3 separate regions of the Mus musculus genome follow, and regions 1 and 2 are each linked to region 3. The links are chromatin loops, found by intact Hi-C in ENCODE. Cell type or tissue: heart. All regions are shown on one strand.

Region 1 (2,500 bases), 62 kb before region 3:
AGGAGGTAGACAGTCACGGGGGGGGGGGCAGCGGCAACTGCACAGTTGACATGTTGGGAAATAACTATAACTGTTTCATATTTGCAGTAGTTATGGTACCCTGCACACTCAGTCAGCAAACAGAGACCCTTTGCTCTTAGGAGAAACATAGGGTTCGGTACCCAGGAGCCCCTGGACACAATCTGATATCAACAAATGAATTCATAGCATGTACCGAGGGCATTTCTGTTTAAAGACACCATATTGAATACACACTGCCCATTAACATCGAATTCATAGGCAACAGCAAATAGTGCACCCCTCCATGAAAATGATCTATCTTATATACTTTGTCCATGAGGCATATTGCAGTCTGTTAGTACTTAGGAACCTCAGAGTACTATACTTGATAATGATTTGTAAGATCACTAACAAAAAGCATAAATATACCCCCCCCATGGCACTACATAAACTTTGAGAGAACACTTGTTGGGACTGGAAAGCTGACTCAGCCACTAGGAGTGCTTGTTGCTCTTAAAGAAGACCCAGGTTCAATTCCCAGCACCCAGTTCTGAGGGATACTTTCTTTTAACTTCTGTAGAAAGCAGGTACACACTAGGCATACATATATATCCTCAGGCAAAAGGCTCATACATATAAAAGTGAACAAAAAAAGTCTCACAGGCTGTGAGGCCGGAGAGTCACCTTGTACTCCGTAGGAAATGTGTGTGTGCTTCCAACAATTAGAATTGTCCAACACTCTGCCTGTTACAGATGACCCCGACTCCCACAACTGATTTATATAATTACAAAGAAATATTAGCAAAGAACAGTAACTCCCAAACATAAAATCCAACATAACAGGCACTAAAGGTTGCTCTCCTCATTTCACAAGATGGAGATACGAAAGCTCATGGGGTGACTAGCTGACAACTAGCTGATAACTAGTAGATCTAGAATTCAAACCCGGAAGAATCTTCTATGGTTGGGGTTTTAGCAGTATTAGAAATTGTCTTCCTGTCCACACTCGTTCCTTTTATTAATAAAGCTCTAGGCCCAAAGAGGATGGCCAGCCACAGACACTTGAGGCAATCCCGGCATGCATTGCGGGGCTTGGGCATGTGTACAGCCCCCCCCCCCATAACAGCGCCCTCTGTTTCATCAGGTGCCTGGCTTACCTGCGTTATTTATACCTTCGAAGCTCCCAAAGTATTTCTCTCTCATTGTTTCCAGGAGTCAGGGAAAATCACACTGGGAAACGCTCAGCCAGGGAACTTGTGTGTTTACAGGTCGGACCACCAGGGGTCGCTCCTCCCCATATGCGTGCGCTCCGTGTCTCCTAACCGGTCCACCCACAAGCACAGGAAGGCCACAGCTAGCCAGAGTGGTCCAGGCAAAGGCATAGAACAATGGGCTGATTGATGCAAATGGACCATGAAAGACAAATTGTTCCGATGAAGTACATTCCAGGCTCCTGCCAAACGCCCAGGGTGTGTGGAATTTCAAGGAAAAGCTGAGTGGATTTGGGCTGTCCCCGTGGCCCTTGGGCTTCCCTGCTGCGGCTTTCAGCACCTCTTTTTCCCTAGAATGTTGATGACTTGGCCCAGGTTCCCAGGAGACTGCCCTCGATGGATGGATGGATGGATGGATGGATGGATGGATGGATGGATGGATGGATGACGGTGAGGAAGGAGAGGGATCAAATGCACAATGAAACATCGTGACCATCACAGTAGATAAAGTCCTGGCTCCCACCCCAGGTGACTCTGGGCTCTTGAACATAAAAGGCTTTAGCAAACTGTTCTTTGCTCAACTCCCAAACCCACACCCAGTGCTTTATGGCCCCAGAGCATCCTTTTCTTCTCTCTAGATAGCCCCGGGGGGAACTTTCCTCTCTTTGGATCTGTTTTCCCACCTGTCAGTGTGGTTAATCATCCTGTACTCATCTCCAGGGGGTCATTGTGGGGATCAAAGGAAAACTATGTAGAAACGTTAACATTTCTGTCCAAGGAAAGCTACAAACGCACGCCCACCTCCCCCAGGCTCCAGTGACCAGAGCTTGTTCCCAGATCCATTCTGGCTCCCTGGAGACCTCCAGGTGACCCCAGTCCCAGCACAAGTCACACAGGATGAGCCTCTTCAGCAGCCTCTTCAGGATCTGAACCTCCAACCACTGCCATTCCCCAAACCCCCCAGGGCCAGGGAGGGTGGAGCAGGATCTAAAGGCTGAAGCCTGCACAAAGATTCCTTGTCCTGCTGGGCAGCCTGGCACCGGCTGTCCCATCTTGAGAGGGCTCTCTTGAACTATTGTGTTTCTGTTGTGGCCTGAGGGACAGGCGGCTCAGAGCCCACCAGGGCCAGGCCTGGCTCACCATGCTTATGCCCATTCCACCGTGTGGTGTCTGGATCACCGCAACTCAGACTTCTTATGGCTCTTAGAGTCTTCTTCCTCCCAGATATTTACTAGGATCTGTTCTCCACCCGACATGTCTAGTGTTATGCATGGCCTCTGCTCGCTTAT
Region 2 (2,500 bases), 110 kb before region 3:
GAACCTTCTCACCTCTGAGGAACAGCCTGCCTGCCTGATCCGGCATCCCAGGATCAGGAGTGCTTCCCACTGTTTCCTTCCTTCCTCCCTTCCCCTCTCACACCCTGTCACCTCCACTAAAAACACCTCAGCTCTCACAGGCTGGTTGGTCATAACCGCTCCTATGATCCCACTCTTGGTTCACACCGCTCGCTGTCCCTGCATCTGCCTGCTAGGGTGTCTATGTGTTCAAAGATCTCAAATGAGTGTCTTGTCATTGTTCTCCTCTTGCTCCACCCCCCACCCCAGCCAGCCCCAGCCCTAGGAACAGGAGCTCTTACTAAAGGTTTAGTAGGCAGGGGATACAGCCGAGGTGGACAGAACGTGTAACGCCTGCACTACATTTTAGAACTTTTTTGTGTTTGTCTGCGTTCCCCTACTCCCACACCCTCACACAGCATACCATCCTCCCTCTGCTTGCCTCAGAGTGACAAAGCAAGGGTACTTACTAAACATGCAGGTTCCTGGGCCCCACTCTAGGCCTGCCACAGCTGAGTCGTTTTTGTCTTTGTCTTAATCATAGCCTCCCTTCTGGAACGTTCTCTCACCCTTTCCCACTCCAACGTCAAGAGAAAAGCTTCCTCCTCCCTCTTCAGAGCCCCATCAAAACTATGTCTCCTCCAAGCATGGGAAGGGTCATGGGACAGGTACTTGACTCCCTGCCATAGCACACAAAGCTGTGGTGACAAATCCCTCCCAGTGCCATCTCACCCAACCCCAGGGCCTCTTGTCAATCCTGTCACCCTGACAGATTTAGAGCCACAAGCAAAGCCTTCATCTTCCTTCATGCGTCCTATGGCCCAGCCTGACACAATGATGACAGGTGGAAAAAATATATATACACACGACCAGACCAAAGCAAGCAAGGCCTCCAGGCAGCTCACCTGCGGGTTAAGGGTGTTTCTGAGTTGTCTTTCCTGGGGCTCATCTGAAATAAGAAGGTAAGGTTAGTAAGTGAGGGTCTCAGGAAGTCGATGTCCCCTCTCCAGTGAGGAATCTAGCTCTCAGGATGCATCTAACTTCTGAGAATCAGCCCCCACCTCAAAGTATCAAGCCTTCATTAAAAATCTTATCTGAAAGCACCTGCCTTCATCCTCCAGGGTGGGTCCAAAGCCCTGTTTCAGCCTCCCCAGCCTTGCCAAGGTACCTACTACAACCTGTATTCCTAACTACCTCATCAGGGACCTTGAGCCTTGGGAGTACTGGTCAACCTCAGTCCTACCAGCTCTTTCCCAGAGCCTAGCACACATCAAGGGCACAAGGCACATTCAATCGATGGAGGAACAGATGACGCAGAAAACAAAAGCATTGAGACAGACCAGATGAAACTCTCCAATTTCATCACACCACAGCAAGGCAGGGGCAGAGAACACTGGAGAGAAACCTGCTGCTCTCTGCCCTGCCCCTACCTCCCAAGGAAGGACAGGGACTGATGAAGACACAAGAGGGTTGTGACAGGCCAATCTGGTCCGGCAAGTGCATCTTTCTGCAGTCCTAATCTTATCCACTAGGTGGGGCTGCTCACATTCATTTACACAGACACAGACACAGACACAGAGACACACACACACACACACACACACACACACACACACACACCAGTTTTCTACATCTTCAACCTGCTCTCTTTATTTAGAATGACTTCTCTTGTTTGGGTACCCATAACTCAAAGCTCCTCTCTATCCAGTCTCTAAGAAGACCCTTCCTATTGTCTAACATACAGCTCTTGCTTTATGGGTACTGGTTTCCTTTGCGTGTTCTGCAGCTGATTGGTGACTAGGGTCCCCTGGCTCTTACCCGGAAGGAGATGGTCCTGGGGCTGGAGCGTTTGAGGGAACTGCTGTAGGTGAGCAGGGTGGGTGAAGGTGTGTCTGCATCTTCATCCTTGCTGGGAATTTTCACCTGAGTGGAGCAAAGGTGTCAGACAAGAGCTCATCTTCCTCAGTACAATTGTAGGGTGCTCCCAGGTCCAAACCCCCAAACCCAAACTTCCAGGGGGGACCTCGGGTGTTCTGGCTCATCCCAGAAGCTACACATGGAAGAAGAGAGTCAATCAGACTGCCTATACCTCTCTCTCTCTCTCTCTCTCTCTCTCTTTCTCTCTCTCTCTCTCTCTCTCTGCCATGCAGTGGCTATATAGTCTCATGTAGCCCAGCCACCAGGCAGAGCTTTAGTTTTGGAAGGATCCGAGGCTTCCTAAGAGTTTGCTGTGTAGCCTAAGACGCCCATACTTAATGGGTGCTGGTTTCCCTGGAAGGCTCTTTAGAAAACAGGAGTCTAGGCTACCCTGACTCTGAGCAGAAGCAAATGGCTTGGGAGCTGGAGTCTAGGACCTGGTTTGAGAACCCAGCTGTTCCCAGCACATGGCCCCTTGCAGGTCTAATAATCTGCCCGTGACTCAGTGTCCTATTCTGACAGGAGTGAGGAATAATAAAGAGTGAAGAAACCACCAAGACCAGCT
Region 3 (2,500 bases):
GGCAATTATAACTCAGTGAGTCCCACTAGCTTTCACTTGGTAAAAGTCCCAGCCCCTTTCAAACTTCCAGCACACAGATTTTCCAGTGGTACCAAGACCACAGCAATATTGAGCAGAAAGGCCAGAAAAGGCCACATGTAATCAATGGAAAGTTACACTTGGTGGTTAGAGACAAGAAAGGGGGAATCCAGGTGGAAAAAAATAAAATAAAATGCTGACCCAGAGAAGCCCGACCAAAGACCCAGGTCTGAAGGAAAAGCCGGAGTTCACACTATAAGGAGCAAAAACTGTTCCAGGGGAGAGGTGATGCTGAAGTCCACAGAAATGGCTCCGGGTTGGGTTCTCAAGGACACTGGGAAACAGTCCGGATAGCTTTTTAAGTGCCCACTTCCTCTCCTCTTCGACCTCCACTTCCTGGGCCCAAGGGATCTGATAGCCACGCACAGCAAGGCCCTCTCACTCCCTGGACAGCCTCTGTCCAAAATAGGCAAGGCTGAGGCTTGGCTCTCTAAGTAGGTGTGGGAGGGGAGACAGGAGGGCCTGGGAGGGAGGGCAAAGCCGGGGACAGGGAGTCTGTGAACTTACTTAGTGTTGAGACTGACCTGCTCTGTCCAGGGAGACCTAGGCCACAGGGTGAGTCACAGGCTCAGCAGGATAACGCCTTTCCTTGAGGCCTTTTCTCTCCTCCATCTTGTCCCTTCTGGGTAGGCCAGTCCCAGTCATCGGCCCTCTCCTTCGTTCCTTCTGGCTTTGTAATCTTGATTCTTTGGTCGAGGGTGCCCCTCCCCACACTGCTCCAGGGTCACCTGGCTTATGTACTTAGTGCTGAAATGGACTTTAAAAAAAGACCCAGATTTCTGCTCTATAGGAGTTGACTTGGTGGTACTTGTTGAGCTCTGGAGTAAAAAGAACCGGATGACTCTTGCAGAACCCATTCACCGGGAAGGCAAACTCAAGAAGCATGGCGTTTGCTAGCCTGGAAGCTTCTGGAAAGCAGGAATTTAACTCTCCTTGGTCGCTTGGGGGGTTGGAAAGATTGGGGCGGGGCTTCATCTGGTGCAGGTGTTTCCCTTGGGTTTCCGGACTGTGGCAACGGAAGTGAAGCCAGAGTTTGCAAGGACCTGGAGTAAGATCGCCACCTTCTGGTGAATTAAAAAAGGACACGTAGCCTCACCCTTTCCTGTCCAACTGGCCACACACCCTAAGAAACCCCAAATTTATATCTTATATATCTTTATTGAGCCTACCCCCTTGGCTGGGCATGGTGGCATATTTTGGAGAGTTTGAAGCCAACCAATCTGGTCTACATAGTGAGTTTCAGGACAGTCAGAACTATGCAAAAAGACCTGCCCCCCCCCAAAGAAAAGAAAAGAAAAAAGTAAAAAAGGCTCCCCATTCCCAAAATCTTTTTACAATTCTGTCATATAGTATCTGTCTTCCTTCTCATCCTCCACACTTTTTATTCTGAGCCGAGATCTCTCTACATAGCCCTGGCTGTCCTGGAGTCCTGGGATCAAAGGCATGTGCCACCATGTCTGGCCTTTCCTTTCCACTCAAATATTGGGCATCTGTTTATCTTCAAAATGACGAATCTTATGCAAGATTGCTTTCTGTGCACAAATAAGCCTTCTAGTGTTTTTGTTTTGTTTTTTTTTGAGACAGGGTTTCTCTGTGTAGCCCTGGCTGTCCTGGAACTCACTCTGTAGACCAGGCTGGCCTTGAACTCAGAAATCTGCCTGCCTCTACCTCCCAAGTGCTAGGATTAAAGGCGTGCGCCACCACTGCCCATTAAGGCTTTTAAATATATTGATAATTTGTCTTATTTTTAAAGAATGAGCTACTATCTGCTTAGTGCTTACTGGCAGTTGGACACTCGCCTCGGCAGAATGATTGGGAAGAGGTATTTATTTTCTCACCTGTGGAGAGGAGAAGAACACCAGGAATCCCAGTGTGGGTAAGGCAGGGGAGGGGAGACAGGCCTAGGAGCTGGCCTAGAAAGGATAGTTTGATGGCCTGTGTGTGTGTCAATGGTAGAACATTTCCCTAGCACGCAGAGTCCTAGGCTTCCTTTCCAAAGACGGAGGAGGATGAAGGATGTATGGTTAGGCTTGTGGCATGTGGAGATGGCATGTTTTGATTATCTGTTGCTAGGTCCCAAGCCATACGAAGCTTAATAGTTTAAAGACAATAACTTCAGGGCTAGAGGGATGGCTCAGTGGTTAAGAGCACTGGCTGCTCTTTCAAAGGTTCTGAGTTCAAATCCCAGCATCCATACAGCAGCTCATAACCATATCTGGAGTTCCAGGACATCCAATGACACCTTCTAGCCTCTTCAGGTGGGTGCCTGGTACACAGATATACACACAGCTGATTTAAACATAAAATAACATATATTTTTTAAAGTAACAGCTTTTTATTGCTGTCTACCGTGTTTCTGAGGCTTTCTTGAAATCTGCTCCATACTCCTTCTCAGAGTGTCTCATAGATTGTAACTAGTTGT

The links. A loop is a pair of places that touch in the nucleus more often than their neighbours do. Peaks named below come from ENCODE experiments on the same cell type or tissue, not always from the same donor. Only the 100,000 strongest peaks of a DNase experiment are listed, where the experiment ranks them.
Region 1: a loop joins it to region 3, with 7 times the contacts of the local background. A loop is called at or near these places in 31 of 42 quality-filtered maps.
Region 2: a loop joins it to region 3, with 3 times the contacts of the local background. A loop is called at or near these places in 2 of 42 quality-filtered maps.

Annotation. Positions count from the first base shown.
Region 1 is chr1:135,780,261-135,782,760 of GRCm38, reverse strand. No RefSeq gene overlaps it. Among named protein-coding and RNA genes, the nearest start is that of Phlda3, 15 kb to the right of the region's middle. In heart, a CTCF peak has its summit at 1,288 (motif pointing right); a DNase peak (open chromatin) is centred at 1,320; H3K27ac peaks cover 467 bases.
Region 2 is chr1:135,828,156-135,830,655 of GRCm38, reverse strand. It overlaps Lad1 (ladinin), which reads right to left. Exons shown (of 10, transcript NM_133664.3): 4 at 1,837-1,941; 5 at 924-967. Among named protein-coding and RNA genes, the nearest start is that of Tnnt2, 6.9 kb to the left of the region's middle. In heart, a CTCF peak has its summit at 1,512 (motif pointing right); no DNase peak of the experiment used is centred here; H3K27ac peaks cover 1,305 bases.
Region 3 is chr1:135,718,296-135,720,795 of GRCm38, reverse strand. It overlaps a transcript of Csrp1 not described here. Among named protein-coding and RNA genes, the nearest start is that of Csrp1, 9.6 kb to the left of the region's middle. In heart, a CTCF peak has its summit at 1,146 (motif pointing left); DNase peaks (open chromatin) are centred at 565 and 1,055; H3K27ac peaks cover 1,110 bases.